Linked DNA regions of Homo sapiens: regions 2, 3 and 4 are each linked to region 1. Evidence: chromatin contacts called from ENCODE Hi-C or POLR2A ChIA-PET data. All regions are on one chromosome and are shown on one strand. Each heading gives the region's core, a stretch centred on a gene start or an enhancer-like site at or near the end of the contact. The rest is flanking DNA. Distances are from core to core; before and after follow the strand shown.

Region 1 (3,656 bases), core at 511-3,010:
TAAATACTTAATCTGACTGCGTTCAAGCAAGGGTAAAGCCAAACCATAAGATTTCGCTGTTTTGTTTTGTTGTCTATTCTAGTGTTAAAAAAAATCCTTTATCTTGTTGTTTACTTTTTTTATTTCTGTAGAGACAGGGTCTCACTATGTTGCCCAGGGTGGTCTCCAACTCCCAGTCTCAAGCAATCCTCCCACCTCTACCTCCCAAAGTGCTGGGAATAAGGGCTTGAGCCATCTCCTAGGGCCTCAAAAAAATCCATTAAAATAACCTACTTGAACTGTCTCCTTGCCAAAAGTCTATTTTCTCCGAAACTCAGAAACTCATCTTACTTCCTACAAAAGCCCTAGAACAGCAATTTAGGTTTCAACATCAGTGACCAAGGAATCAAATGAAGGAACACTTTCAGTTCTTCGATCAAGTCCCATTTTTGTAGTTTTCTCCCCTGCCTGAACACTTTGGACCGCCACCTCTGTCTATTCCTTAGTTCTCGGGTGAAAGTTATCCTTTCCAATAAACCTTCCGAGTTTTTCAAATCTTAATGAGAATCCTTTATTTTGTGCTCCAACAAGCCCCTTCATTTCCCCAACCTCAGCACTCATCAACGAAGGGGAACCCAACTGTCTTGTCTTTGTTACCCCAGCACCTGGCGTGTAACAGCAGCGCAACAAATGTTCTTCAATCAGTTGAAAGTAGATATTAAGTCATGTACACCATCTCCATTTCATAGGAGTCATAAAGCATGATAAGCTCTACTAATGATTAATCTTATAAATGAAGAAACCAGGGTACAGAGAGAAAAATTAAGTTGTCCTGGGTTCTAAAACAGGTAAACGACAACAGAATATAGAACCTGAGACTCCAGAGTCAGAAGCTATTTGTACTCTACCACGCTGCTTCCACTTAAATTCTAGGTCCTATTGACACAGCTGACCCTGTTGGCTCTACTGACACAACTCAGATTGGGCCGACTAAAATGTTCAGAGTATATCTGGGTGCGGTGGCTCATGCCTGTAATCCCAGCACTTTGGGAGGTCGAGGCGGGCGGATCACTTGAGATCAGGAGCTGGAGACTAGCCTGGCCAACATGGTGAAACACTGACTCTACTAAAAATTTTTAAAAATTAGCCGGGTGTGGTGGTGCGTGCCTGTAATCCCAGCTACTTGGGAGGCTCAGGCAGGTGAATCACCTGAACCCGGAAGGCGGAGGTTGCAGTGAGCCAAGATCGCGCCACCGCACGCCAGCCTGGGCGACAGAGACTCCGTCTCAATAATAACAACAATAATAATAAATAAATAAAAGAGTAAGGGGTTCAAAGTTAGGAAATACAGTTTGACCTGCCCCTTCTCTCTAGAAAGGAAACTGGCTCCTGGGACAGCCTTGCATTTCTAATTATTACAGATTGGGCGTCTTCCCAGGAAAAAAGCCCGACCGGCAGACTGTGGAGCCGGACACCCTATTCCAGAAACTAAACTACAAAGGTGGAGGCCAAAATTCGACGCCTACAGACTACAGACTGCAGCCCCTTTATCACATTTCTCTCTTAACTTTTCAGTCCTCCCCGCTTCCCGGTTCGCTCAGGCAGTGCACATCCCAGAGCTCCTTCCCCGCTTGGACCCGAACTGTTCTCACTGAATGATCTCCTCGCTGACATCCAGGCCGAAAGTCTTCCGCAACTGCTGGGTGCACCAGTGCACCAGCGGCTCCCCGGACACCGCCCCAGCCACCGCCATCTTCCCCAGCCGGAACCAGCTGAGCTGCAAAAGCCCCACGTCCTGCACCGGACTAGTTCCCTTCGCAACACCAACCTCTCTCACGCGGGTTCCGCCAGCTTGCACCGCCCCGCAAGGTCGCACCGCCTCCAGTGCAGATCCCGCCCATCTGTGCGCCTCCTGCTTCTTCCTGCTTTGTTGTCTACTTCCTTGTGCCCTCCGGAGTCGAGCTCTGTCAGTGCATGATTCTTGCCAATCGCTAAACGTAGGACTCGAGGAAGGCCATTGGCAATTCTGCTAAGAAGACAGTGCAAGTGCCTATAAAAACGACAGTTTAGGGGGAAAACAAACCAATACCCGGAAAGCTGAGAGGCCAGCTTTTTAATCGTCATGGTTTTATGTAAAATAAAACAGCACGTGGAAGGTATTGTAAGCGCTGTAAGTTTTTGCTCTGGTGGTGGTTTTAATTTTTTAATTAATTAATTAATTTATTTATTTATTTTGAGACGGAGTCTCGCACTGTCGCCCAGGCTTGAGTGCAGTGGCATGATCTCGGCTCACTGCAAGCTCCGCCTCCCGGGTTCATGCCATTCTCCTGCCTCAGCCTCCCAAGTAGCTGGGACTACAGGCACCCGCCACCACGCCCGGCTAATTTTTTTTGTATTTTTAGTAGCGACGCGGTTTCACGTGTTAACCGGGATGGAGTGTTTATTTTTAATACCCCCTGTAGTCGACTACTAGATTCACACCGCTAAAACTTCTATTTTATTTTTTGAGCCATGTATTTTCCAGGAGAGCCAAGACAACTCAGCAAGCTCGAGGGTAAAAAACAGTAAAACAGGAGTTGGAATTTGGCTTTGAGGACTTTCCACATGAGTTCTCAACCAAAAATGACAGTATTTAAGGGCTGTCTGCAATTCCCTACCCCGCTAAGACAATGGGCTGGGGAAAATTTAGCCAAACTTTTCTGGAGATCATAATGTCTTCCCATTCATTTCTGGCTTTTTGTTGCATTTGCAGGTTAAAAGTTCTTCATTTCTACTAGCCTGTTTAGACTAAGTGGTCACATTAAATTGGCAGCTGTTTTACCTTTTTGCTAGTGTTTTCATTGGCATAAATATTATAATTAAAATCATGAGTGTATTGGCCGGGCGCAGTGTCTCATGCCTGTAATCCCAGCGCTTTGGGAGGCCGAGGCGGGAGGATCACCCGAGCGCACACGGAGACACACACACAAACACACACACACACACACACACACACACTGGGCGTGGTGGCTCATGCCTGTAATGCCAGCACTTTGGGAATCAGAGGCAAGAGGATCACTTGAGCCCAGGAGTTCCGGACCAGTCTGGGCAGCATAAGGAGAATCCTCATCTCTACAAAAATGAAAAAAATTAGCCTGGCATGGTGGCACATGCCTGTAGTCTCAGCTACTTGAAAGGCTGAGGTGGGAGGATCACTTGGGCCTGGAAGGTCAAGCTTGAAGTGAGCCCTGATTGCACTACTGCACTCCAGCCTGGGCGACAGAGCAAGGCCTTTTTACAAAAACAAAACAAAACCTCATAAGTGTATTGATTTACATTCCATTTAGATTGTCGTAGATATCATTAATTTGGAAAGCAGATGATTTTCCAGGGTTTTTTTTTTTAAGAAAAAGTCAAAATACTCTGTGAATGTTTATTAATTGTGGGTACAAGTTTTGTTTCTTTGTAAAACTCCACTACATTTAATAATAATTGTAAGGTATCAAAGTCATTTACCTGTTTATTTATTCAGTCCCTGTGTTAGGGTTCTCCAGAGACAGAACCAATAGGATAGATAACAGATAGATATAGATACAGATCTATGAGGAGATTTATTAGGGAATTGGCTCAGGAAATTATGGAGACTGAAAAGACCCATGACAGGCCATCTGCAAGCAGGAGACCCTGGAATGCTGGTA
Region 2 (3,656 bases), core at 637-3,136, 900 kb before region 1:
TGAATAGCCACTGTGCTCTAGCCGAGGTAACAGTGAGGCCCAGTCTCTTAAACAAAAAACAAACATGTTGGTGATTGCTTAGGAGTGGGCGACATGGTAGGGTGGGTAGAGCATTGATAGACTAGGTGTAGAGAGTTCCTTTCTGAGGTGATAAAAATATTCTAAAATTGATTGTGACAGTTTCACATATCTGTGAATGTACTAAAAACTATTAAATTGTACACTTTAAATGGGTGAATTGTATGGTCTGTGGATTATATCAAATTTATATAAGCAGGGCTGAAACCCCTCCACAAGAAATGTGGTTCTGAGACCACCTTAGCAAATTCTGATAAAATCTAGAAGAATAAAGTAAACATAAGAACATTCAGTTTCACTATCAAGTAAATGCAAATTAAAACTATAATGAAATTCAACTTTGTGTCTATGGAATTGACAAGAATTAAAAAGAATTCTAATATTCTGCATGAGCTAAGTCATGAGAATGCTGGCCATCAGAGGCCCTTCCACACCACCCTGTGATGTGAATATTATCACTATGATTCTCATATCATATGTGACAAATATCTTCAGATAAGCAAATTTTATATATCCACCCAACAAACAATTCTTGAGGCCAAGGAGGTATCAGAGGGTGGCTTTTGTCTAAGGGCCTGCAATGAAGAAGAGGTGGAATGAGAGATGGTTCCCTGGTCTCCTGACCCACTCCAAGCTCTCCCTTCCTGGGGTCTGAGCTTCAGAAGCCACCTTAGAGTTCCTGGGTCCTATGAGAACCCCCATGGCTTTTGAAGCACTAGGGGCCTTGTGGTTCTAGGCCTCAGAGCAAACAGATTTGATGTGGGCTCCTGGGAGCAGCCCCCAACCTTTACCTGGCAAAAGAAGATGGGAAGCTCTGTGGTGTCTGGGGGACCAGTCTTCGCCCTACCTCCCGAAGTCATAGATGCAATCCAATGGCATGGGACCACCTCTCCTCTGAGTCCAGGGCCCAGCACAGCCTGGATGCAGAAGGAGAAGTTTCTTCCTCAGAAGATCCTGCAGGGTAGGAGTGTGTGCGGTGTGTTGGTTTAAGCACAATGGTCTGTGTTTAGATTTGCATGTGACCATGAGGTCACACTTTGGGGTTTTCTCTAATGAAGGTTCTGAGTAGGGAGAGGGGATGGGAGTCTAGTCCTTACCCTCCAGCAGAGTTAAGTCAATGCCCCTCTGCTCTCCCCCAAGCTCCCTGTCAGAGAGGTCTCCCAAGGAGGATCTTGGGGCATTTGAGGCCAGAGACTTAAGCAATTCAGAGAATTCTGGAGGCTGAAAAGCAGAGGAAAAGTCTTTTGGTTTTCCAAAGATCTCGGTGTGAATCCTAGATTTACCCATCTGGCTGTGGGATCTTGGGCAAGCATTGCAGCACTCTAAGCCTCAGTTTCCCTGGGTGTTAAATGGCTCCTTCTGTGCAGTTTTGGAGGGAAAAGATTCAAGAGAGACAATAGGTAGCATTAATACCCCAAGGAAGAGAGGTAGGCTCAGTCCGCAGAGCTGGGACAAAGACAAGTACAGGGGCGGGTCGAGAGGGTGCCCACATCAATTTCTACCAGGGCTGCTGCTGCTGTGAGGATGGCTGGCAGGGGCGTGGGCGACGTCGCCCGGCACACACTGGCGGCGGCAACTCTCGTAGCTGCGGGTGATCGGGGTCTGGGAGGGGCGGGCACAACCCGTACGGTGGAGCTGGCTGGGGCGCGAAGGGGCGGGCCCTCGGCTGGGCCGGGCGGAGCGCGGCGGCGGGAGGGGAGGTAGGCCGGGCAAGGCAAGCGGACGTGAGCTGCAGGCGGAAGACAGGTGGCGCCGCGGGCAGCTTGGCGAGAGGCGGGACTTCGGCGGCGCGGCGGGAGGCGGGGCAGGAAGGCGCGCGCGGCGCAGCAGCCTCGCCCGTCGCGGAGAGTGGGCTCTGCCCGCCGTCCCCCGGGGGCTGCTTCCCGCCCCAGGCCTCCGCGGAGGACACGTGTCAGCACGTTCCCGCGGTTGTCATTCCATTGTCATAGCCCTTCCCCTAGGCCGGGAACCCCTCCCCCCCACCAGCCCCAGTTCCTTTATCCCTGGGCCCAACCTCCCCGCCGACCCGCGGTCCAGGCCTCGGTCTCTCTCTTCGGCGGCGAGCCGCGGCCCAGACCCCGGCAGAGGACACTTGTCGGCACGTTCTCACCCCTGTCATCTCAGCCCCCTGCCTAGCTCCACCCCAGGCTTGGGAACCCGGCCCCTGACGGCCCATTGTCCGCGGGCCCAGCCCCCGCGCTGAACGCACGCTCGCCCTTGCCCCTAACCAGCGCGTCTACCCCGGCAACGCGCAGTGACCTGGGATGCAGCCCTCAGGCTGGGCGGCCGCCAGGGAGGCGGCGGGCCGCGACATGCTGGCCGCCGACCTCCGGTGCAGCCTCTTCGCCTCGGCCCTGCAGAGCTACAAGCGCGACTCGGTGCTGCGGCCCTTCCCCGCGTCCTACGCCCGCGGCGACTGTAAGGACTTTGAAGCCCTGGTGAGTGTGCTTTGTCCTGGCGCTGCCCACTGCGTCCTGGACCAAGTGCCCTGTGGAACCACAGGTAGAGGCAGTTCCATCCGCATTAGTAAACATGACAGCCGCCAGACTTTCCATTCCCAGCTTGGTCTTGCCTTGCCTTGGGGAAGGTTTCCATGAGCTAAGAACACTGCTAACACCCTCATGTCAACGCTCACTCCCAAGGCACTTGGTGGCTGCTTCTCTCCTGTCAATGACAAATGACTCCGAGGACTGAAGTGAGGAATAGTTGCATAGTCCTCCACAGATTTTCTAGCCTGGCCAGGAATAGGGTTGATGTGAATCAGCTGTTTTGCTTAGCTAGAAAGTTATCCATCCTTTTGCAAATAATTAGACACCAAAAAGTCACCAAAGCCGCCCAGACATTGGTCTTCAGATGAGGTGATCTATGGGCAGTACTTTTATAAACTGTAACATCCAGTACATATGTAAGCTGTTATTTCTCTGATTCACCAGGCACTTTTTTTGCAGAGTTCACCTCTGGGTCAGCATTCAAGATATCAGTTATCCTTATAATCCAAATGTTTGGAATTGCCTAGAAAAATATAACTTACCAAAATCGATTCAATAAAAAGCAGAAAATTGAAATCGCCAATAGCTGATATTCATTAAAGACACTGAACTCCATGTATCTTTGGGACCTGTCAAGTGTGGCAGTCTCCCTTCCTTGCCATGGAAGAGCATATTCTTGTTTACCAGCAAAGCTGTCACCATTTAATTGGTATCAGATTCTGACTTGCACAAGTAACATTCTTCACTGTTAAAAACTTGGAGGGGCCAGGCTCGGTGGCTCATGCTTGTAATCCCAGCACTTTGGGAGGCCAAGGCGGGCAGATTACCTGAGGTTGGGAGTTCAAGACCAACCTGACCAACATGGAGAAATCCCGTCTCTATTAAAAATACAAAAAGTTAGCCGGGCGTGGTGGCGCATGCCTGTAATCCCAGCTACTCTGGAAGCTGAGACAGGAGAATCGCTTGAACCCGGGAGGCGGACGTTGTGGTGAGCCGAGATTGCGCCATTGCAGTCCAGCCTGGGCAACAAGAATGAAACTCCATTAAAAAAAAAAAAAAAACCTGGAGGGTGCCAGGTTATTGGGCGAA
Region 3 (3,656 bases), core at 1-2,500, 880 kb after region 1:
TTTCTGAAGTGCACAATTCGAATTGTACGCTATTAATATAACCCAAGATACCAGTGACCATCTCAAAGCTAATAAACAAAGACTAGCGGTGGCACCAGGGCCCTACCAGGAAGTAAGCAAAGCCGTGTGGCCGGTGCGATCCTAAGAAGTCGCTTAGAGCAGACAATGAGAGGGCACTGGGGCTTCCAAGGGGGCCAGCAGGAGTTAAAACGCTTAAGCTACTCAAAAGCCTTATATAAATCTAATAAGTGTTTCACAACACAGGAACTGGGAATCCCAACGCATTTTCGGACAACCCAAAAGGTCTGAAAAACAAACTCGAGCAGTCCCCTCCAAAGCAGCTGTTGGCTCAGCCTCCGAGCTTCTCAGCCCGCAGCCTGTTTTCAAACTTCACCATCCCTGACGGATGAAAGACCCCGACCTCCGCCGCCCGAGCTCCCAGCGCCTCTCGGGGTTTCGAGGTGCCCGAGCCTGCGGAGAAGGGAAAGGAAACCCGGGCCGGGTTCGGCGGAGGAGAGGAGCCCCGCGCGCCCCGCAGCCCAGACAAAGCTGCGCCCGGAGAGCGGCGCTCTTCCCGCCCTGTCTGCGGAGAAGCGCGGCGCGGGCCCCGCCACACGTGCGGCCGCCCCTCGGGGGCCGGACACCCGCCCCACAGGCGACCCCGCAACACGGACGGGCACAGCCCCCGGCCACGGCAGGGCGGGGCAAGGGCGCACGCAGCTGGCCAGGGTCCCCGCCTGCCGCTGCCCCCACGCGCTCGAGGCCTCCGCGGACTCCCGCCCCTCGCGGCCCTCTCCTTCGCTGGCCCGGCCGTCGGGCCTCGGGAAACAAAGGAGCCGCCGCCGCTCCCGCACGCGCCCGCCTCATCGCGTACCCTCCCCAGCCCGCCGGGCCCGGCTCGCCCTCGCCCCTCCCCGAGTCCGCGCGCCGGCCGCCTGCGGCCCCTAGACGGCAGGCCCGGCAGAGCCGCGGCCTCGGGTGCGCTGCGGGGCCGGCCCGTGGCCGCACTCACCGCTGCAGCACCAGGACGACGGGGAGCCGTTGGGGAACTTGGCTGAGTCCGGAGCAATGCAGACGCTGGAGCTCAGGTGTGGACACTCCATGGCCACGAGGAGGGCAGCTGGGAGGACTGCGGCTCCAGGACCCGGCGAGGTGGGGGCGGAGGAACTCCGGAGGCTCCGTCTGGTGTCGCTTCTAGCCGGGCGCTCGGCCGACGGCGGCTGCGTCTCGAGCCCTTGCGTCAAAGAAAGCACGGGCTTCCGGACGCCGGGTTTTCTCGCCCGCCGTCTCCCGGCGCCCCGCTCCGTAGAACGTGTAACTCCGAGATCCGGGTTCTGCAGCCACCCCTAGACTGGAGGCTTCCGCCTTTCCAGGCCGGCCCCTCCCCGCCCCGCCCCCGGGTCCGCCCCCGCCCAGCCCGCGGGGTGGGGTCCCGGCGAGCTCCAGCTGGTGGCGCAGAGTCCGGCTGTGTTCCGAAGTGACTTTCCTAGTCACGCCGCTTCCCCGGCCCCGGGAAGGGTGGGGCGCCGAGCAGGGCACCCCGGGCCGTCCGCGGCGTTTCCTGCGGTGGGCGGAGGATACTGAACCTATGTGGTGCGGACTACTCGGTGGCTTCGTGGTAAAAATCCGGCCGCTCCGCAAAGTGTAAAGAAGAACTTTAAAACCTCTCGGGCAGACAGGCACCGTGGCCCTCATTTTATACACGAAGAAACAAGCTGGGGAGGCCAAGGGCCTGGCCCCGGGGGAGGCGGGCAGCGGGTTTCATGGGTGCCAGGGCAGTCCCGCCCGACTTAGCGTTAGGCTCCTTGCGGCAGGTGCGATCCGTAGCCCTTTCTAGGTTCTGAACACGTGGCGTTAGCCAGCCACCTAGATGCTGCGTGGGTGGGCCCGCAGGGGCGCCCATGAACCCACGTTCAAATCCTGTCACTGTGACTCACCATCTGCGTTACCTCCAGCACATCGTAGGACTTTCAAGCCAGGAAGTTCAAGTGAGATAAACGTAGCCTGGGATTGCTGGGCAAGCTAAACTCCCCATTACCAGGCGATAAGAAGGGAAGGGATCTAGCATTTGTTAGATACCTAAGGTCTCCCAGCCAGGCACTTCCCATACCGCATTTAAGCCTCGCAACACCCTACCAGCTGTTACCATCCCCTTTTTACCGCAGGGGGAAACCGAGTCTGTAACTTGTTGATCTGTATGGAGATTGGATCCCTGACCCTCTGACCTCTTTTTAGTGAGGGATTAGAGAAGAGGGCAAGCCTCAAGGGGCCGCTTGGGCCGGCATACCCTGGATCGAGCCTGCGATCTCACTGGGGCACTTGAGGACGTCCGGGGCTATTACAAATATTGCTTCCAAGTTGGGGCTCCTTGTAAAACCCGGCGAAGGAGCCTCGGGGCCAGAAGGCGAGCAGGAGGAGGGGGAAGACTGATGTGGCAATCCTGCGGCCAGAGCGAGAGGAGGAAGGAAGGTCAGGAAATGATTAACCGGGCCGGGCAGTGGTTAGAGCCGGGCACCTCCCCGCAATGCAGTCCTAGAGCAGCCAGGGACGCCCCGTCAATCACTTCTTACTCCTCCCTACCTCCCACGCCACAAGTCGGCCTCTTCCGCATAGACCTCTGCCTAATGGTATCCACCCACCGGGGGCACCTCTGCTCATCCTTTCCCCAGAAGTATTTCTGGGTCCTCAAAGATCTGTCCTTTTCCAAGTGGTATTTGCTGTTAGAGCAAGCCTCGGCCTGGGATTTTTATGGCAGTGATGCGTTGTGGAAAGTGCGTCTGCCTAGGAAGGCAGGCCGGCATGCTTTCAAATCTTAGCTCTGCTGCCTACTTGACGGCCAGGCTTAGCAAGCGTCTCTAGCCGTTCCAAGCCTTTTCTAGATCTGTAAAACTGGAAGAAGAATACTTGTCTCGCAAGGAACATGTGAGAATTCATGAAAATTGCCACCACATACTAGGTGGCCAATAAATTATAACTTTGTATTTGTTTTTACTGACACTAGATGAGAGCTGCTTCCCTGGGAAGCGGGAGGAGGAGAAACAATAATATCTGCCCTTGGCTCAAGTTCTTCCACCCATCTCTCCATGTCAACCTATTTGTCTTTAAGGCCTTGCTCCACCAACCTTCTGTTTCCTCCGGACACCCACCCCCACTTAGCATCCATAACCCCTTGTTCGGCCCTGGAGCATGACCTCACTCAGGCCATGCTTCATACTGGTATGTAATATTTCTTCACCCTCTCAGAGACTCCGTTTCCTAATCCCCTAGACTTCAGTTTAAACATCACTTCCTGAGGGAGTCTTTCCCGACCCTTTCCCACCCGCAGGGTACCTCCCAGTGTGTGATGTCCTTGTCTGCCCCAACACCGGCTTTTAAAAACACTTAAAACAAAAAACAAAACAAAAAAAAAAACAGTGTCTCCTATATTGCCCAGGCTGGTCTCGAAATCCTGGGCTCAAGAGATCCTCCCGCCTAGGCCTCCCAAAGTGCTAGGATTACGGGCATGAGTCACCGCGCCCGGCCTAAAAACACTCTTCATGCGTGTAATTATTTGTTTAATGTCTCTCTTCCTCTTGTTTGTCCATAAGGTAGCAAACAAGTCTGTCTGGTTTTCTGCTTTATTTCTAACATGCAATGTAGAACATGGAGGATGTCTG
Region 4 (3,656 bases), core at 720-3,219, 640 kb before region 1:
AGGCCAAAGCAGGTGGATCACCTGAGGTCAGGAGTTCGAGACCAGCCTGCCCAACACGGCAAAACCCCATCTCTACTAAAAATACAAAAAATTAGCCAGACGTGGTGGCAGGCGCCTGTAATCACAGCTACTCAGGAGGCTGAGGCAGCAGAATCGCTTGCACAGGGGAGGTGGAGGGTGCAGTGAGCCAAGATCACACCACTGCACTCCAGCCTGGGTGACAGAGTGAGACTCTGTCTCAAAAACAAAAACAAAAACAACAGCAACAACAAAAAAAAACAGGGGCACATGGAGAAAGACAAGAAATCTAAGGAGGCAAGAGCTTGAAGCTTCAGGGCGAATGTCTGAACTTCGTGTTGAAGAATGGATACCATTTAGAGATGAAGAGATGTGGGAAGGCAGTCTAGGAAGGGAGCATGAGCAAAGGCACAGGAGCAGGGATGTGCAGAGCTCATAATTTAGGAAAAAGGACTGGTCCAGGGTCACTGGGTTTAAGACTGTGTGATGGGAAAAGGTGGTGAGACGGCAGGGCGCAGTGGCTCATGCCTGTAATCCTAGCACTTTGGGGGGCCAAGGCAGGCAGATCACCTGAGGTCAGGAGTTCAAGACCAGCCTGGTCAACATAGTGAATCCCATCTCTACTAAAAATACAAAAATTAGCTAGGTGTAGTGGCGCATGTCCCAGCTACTTGGGAGGCTGAGGCAGGAGAATCGCCTGAACCTGGGAAGCAGCGGTTGCAGTGAGCCAAGATCGCCCGCCACTGCCCTCCAGCCTGAAAAACAGAGCGAGACTCCATCTCAAAAAAAAAAAAAAAAAAAAAAAAAATGGTGGTGAGAATAAGATTAGAACAAAATTCGGTTTCAGTCTCTGCTCAGATCCTGTTTCATGGATGTCTGACTCCACTCAAGGAGGCTTTGGGGATACAGAATCTAAGCACTAACGGTCCTCGGAGGTCTTCTGGGGATAAGGTTCCCTGTCCATTTCCCTAGGAATCACCTCTATGGTATCCTTCTGTGTGCAAAGGAACCCACAGGGGAGGAGTAAAGATGGAGCCTTCGATTCAAGAAAGTAACTGCAGACAAGTAACTAAGGCTCAGTTTCCTCAGGTGCAAAATGTGGGTAATTGACTTGCCTAATACATAGGATCGCTGAGAAGGCCCAACGGCTAGGATTACAAGCGTTGGAATTACAAGAGTCCCACCTCTGCTCTGTCCTTTACTAGCTGTGTGGACCTTATACACTGGTAAGTCCTTAATTTCACGGAGCTTCAGTTTCTCTTCAGTAACATATTTGTAATAGTATCTACCTCCTAAGGTTGATCTGATGATTAACCAGAATAATGAATATAAAATGCTTAGCAAAAACGTGGCACGGAGTGAAGTACTCAGCAAATATTGGTTATAATGGTTGAGGAAATGACATGCACTATATACATGAGGTTTCATTGTCTGAAAACATGCACGATTTGTTACCAAAAGACTTATCCTGGGCCGGCGCAGTGGCTCACGCCTGTAACCCCAGCACTTGGGGAGGCCAAGGCAGGAGGATTGCTTGAGACCTGGGCAACATAGTGAGATACTCTCTCTACAAAAAATCAGCCCAGCATGGTGATGTGTGCCTGTACCCCAGCTACTCCGGAGGCTGAGGTGGGAGGATCCCTTGAGCCCAGGAGCAGTGAGGTTGCAGTAAGCAGAGATCGCGCCACAGCACTCCAGCCTGCGCGACAGAGCAAGACCCTTTCTGAAATAAATAAATAAATAAATAAATAAATAAATAAAGCGATTTTAAAAAGAAAAGAAAGACTTATTCTGGAGGATTGGCTACATAGTGCAAATAAACAGAACAAAAATCTAGGGCCGCTGTAGCGGGCAAATTCGTTCACCAACTCCAACCAGACCCCGCCTCCAAGCAGGCAAGCCCCGCCCTCCCCAGGCTGCACCCTTGTCCCCGCCCCGATGCGCCTGCGCAGGGCCGGCCGCCGGCGGCCGAGGCGATGAGGGTGTTGGTGCGGCGCTGTTGGGGTCCTCCGCTGGCTCATGGCGCCAGGCGTGGGAGGCCGAGTCCCCAGTGGCGAGCACTGGCCCGACTCGGCTGGGAGGACTGCCGGGACTCCAGAGTCCGCGAGAAGCCTCCCTGGCGGGTGCTCTTCTTCGGCACGGACCAGTTCGCCCGCGAGGCGCTGCGGGCGCTGCACGCCGCCAGGTACCCGGGCCAGGGATCCGGGGACCCGGCCGCTGAAGGCCTCCAGGCCGCGCCCGGGCGGCCGGCCCCGAGGGTTTTGGACTTCTGGTTGCGGAAAGCATGGGCGGCAGAGCGGTGTGGGCCCAGATCTCGGCGTCTTCTGGCTCCCAGAAGGTGCGCCATTCCCGCCGGTCAGCCTTTGGGCGCCTAGTACCTGCGGTCTGCGCCCCTCACTCCCCGCCGCCTCTGTGGGTTCTCCAGGCGCCCTGCCACCCACGCTGTGCCGAGCTGGGGCTGGGCGCTCTGCCTGCATCCCCCGGGCCAGTCCCACGGCCTCCCTGCCCGTTTTGAGTGTGGGGAATCCGTGGCTCAGAGAGGTTATGCGATTGCCCAAGGTCATCAGCCGAGGTGGTTCGGACTAAAACCAGGTCCCACTTCAAAGTTCCCTGCTTTGCAGTTCCTCCTGACCCCCATCCTTCGGCACACCCGTGTCTCGCTCTTTTGCTCCCCCTGTGCTCCTTGTATACAAGGACATAGTCCAAAAACGACCTGTTTTCAAAAGAATAAATTTATAAATCAGAACTGTTAGGTATACATTTAGTATTCATAATATTTAACAAGTTTTGTTTACTGGGAAAGAAAATTATTTGAAATCCAACCAGTCCTGAGAGTCCATGGTATGTGGTGGCAATACCGTATATACTTCTCTGCCTCTTTTTCCCAATTAATGTTTTTTATTTCCCCATTCTGTTTTTTTCTGACGCAGTCCTCCTTCCACTTTTTTTGGTCATCTCCATCTCCTTTTCCCTACAGATACTTCACAGCAGCCCCTCATGTATTGAATCCTTCGTCAATCCCCTGTGTGGTTTTCCTTCCTCCACACACCCCTCTGTGCACACACCCGGAAGGAAACCCCATGTTCCCTTTGCACACCCTTCATGGGCTGCTGTTGTCACATGCGTCTCTCACTGCATTTATACATTTATACCAACACTTTTTTTGTTTGTTTCTGAGGCGAGGTCTCGCGCTGTCCCCCAGGCTGGAGTGCAGTGGCCGGCTCATAGCTCACTGCAGCCTCGACCTCAAAGATCAAGCAATCATCCCATCTCAGCTTCCAGAGTAGCTAGGACTACGGGCGTGCACCACCACGCCTGATTTTTAAATTTTTTGTAGAGGCGGGTTTTCACCATGTTGCCCAGGCTTATCTCAAACTCCTGGGATCAAGTGATCCTCTCACCTTGGCCTCCCAAAGTGCTGAGATTACAGGCCTGAGCCATCATTCCTGGCCTATCCTGATACTTCTGATGATGCTTCACTTGGCAGCTCCATTACTCCTGTGCTTTCTTTATAGTGCCCCAGGACATACTCCTCATAACTCCTCAACGTGTACATACAATACCTGTTTAATAAATGTACCCCCCTGGGTACTAGAATGCTATGCAGCAGGTAGAAAGGATGAGGTAGTGCTACAGGT

The links. A loop is a pair of places that touch in the nucleus more often than their neighbours do. ChIA-PET counts read pairs that join two places held with the same protein, here RNA polymerase II (POLR2A). Pooled maps may share reads with other maps.
Region 2: a map of CD8-positive, alpha-beta T cell shows a loop between it and region 1 (3-fold over the local background). The contact joins the promoter of PARP16 here to the promoter of TRIP4 in region 1. A Hi-C loop is called at or near these places in 1 of 168 maps with a recorded cell type or tissue (CD8-positive, alpha-beta T cell), 1 of 37 single-sample maps with no recorded cell type and 9 of 50 pooled maps. POLR2A ChIA-PET finds 5 or more read pairs at or near these places in 3 of 52 experiments (CD4-positive, alpha-beta T cell, CD8-positive, alpha-beta memory T cell and activated T-cell).
Region 3: a loop to region 1 is called in a pooled map, with 6 times the contacts of the local background. The contact joins the promoter of USP3 here to the promoter of TRIP4 in region 1. A Hi-C loop is called at or near these places in 3 of 37 single-sample maps with no recorded cell type and 8 of 50 pooled maps. POLR2A ChIA-PET finds 5 or more read pairs at or near these places in 1 of 52 experiments (CD8-positive, alpha-beta memory T cell).
Region 4: a pooled map shows a loop between it and region 1 (5-fold over the local background). The contact joins the promoter of MTFMT here to the promoter of TRIP4 in region 1. A Hi-C loop is called at or near these places in 5 of 50 pooled maps. POLR2A ChIA-PET finds 5 or more read pairs at or near these places in 4 of 52 experiments (HEK293, K562 and activated T-cell).

The regions. Positions count from the first base shown.
Region 1 is chr15:64,385,940-64,389,595 of GRCh38, reverse strand. It overlaps TRIP4 (thyroid hormone receptor interactor 4), which reads right to left and starts at 1,760. Exons shown (of 13, transcript NM_016213.5): 1 at 1,632-1,760. The coding sequence starts at 1,732. It also overlaps a transcript of PCLAF not described here. RefSeq lists enhancers at 1,044-1,544, 1,474-1,963, 1,545-2,045.
Region 2 is chr15:65,285,113-65,288,768 of GRCh38, reverse strand. PARP16 (poly(ADP-ribose) polymerase family member 16) reads left to right here and starts at 1,886. Exons shown (of 6, transcript NM_001316943.2): 1 at 1,886-2,516. The coding sequence starts at 2,343. SNORA24B (small nucleolar RNA, H/ACA box 24B) reads left to right here and starts at 3,178; the gene lies at 3,178-3,308. RefSeq lists an enhancer at 1,442-1,491 and a silencer at 1,642-2,201.
Region 3 is chr15:63,502,187-63,505,842 of GRCh38, reverse strand. USP3 (ubiquitin specific peptidase 3) reads right to left here and starts at 1,250. Exons shown (of 15, transcript NM_006537.4): 1 at 1,013-1,250. The coding sequence starts at 1,103. RefSeq lists silencers at 439-518, 589-788, 859-968, 1,319-1,658 and enhancers at 1,384-2,176, 2,649-2,698, 2,177-2,970.
Region 4 is chr15:65,027,952-65,031,607 of GRCh38, reverse strand. It overlaps MTFMT (mitochondrial methionyl-tRNA formyltransferase), which reads left to right and starts at 1,969. Exons shown (of 9, transcript NM_139242.4): 1 at 1,969-2,203. The coding sequence starts at 1,995. RefSeq lists silencers at 1,817-2,006, 2,257-2,556.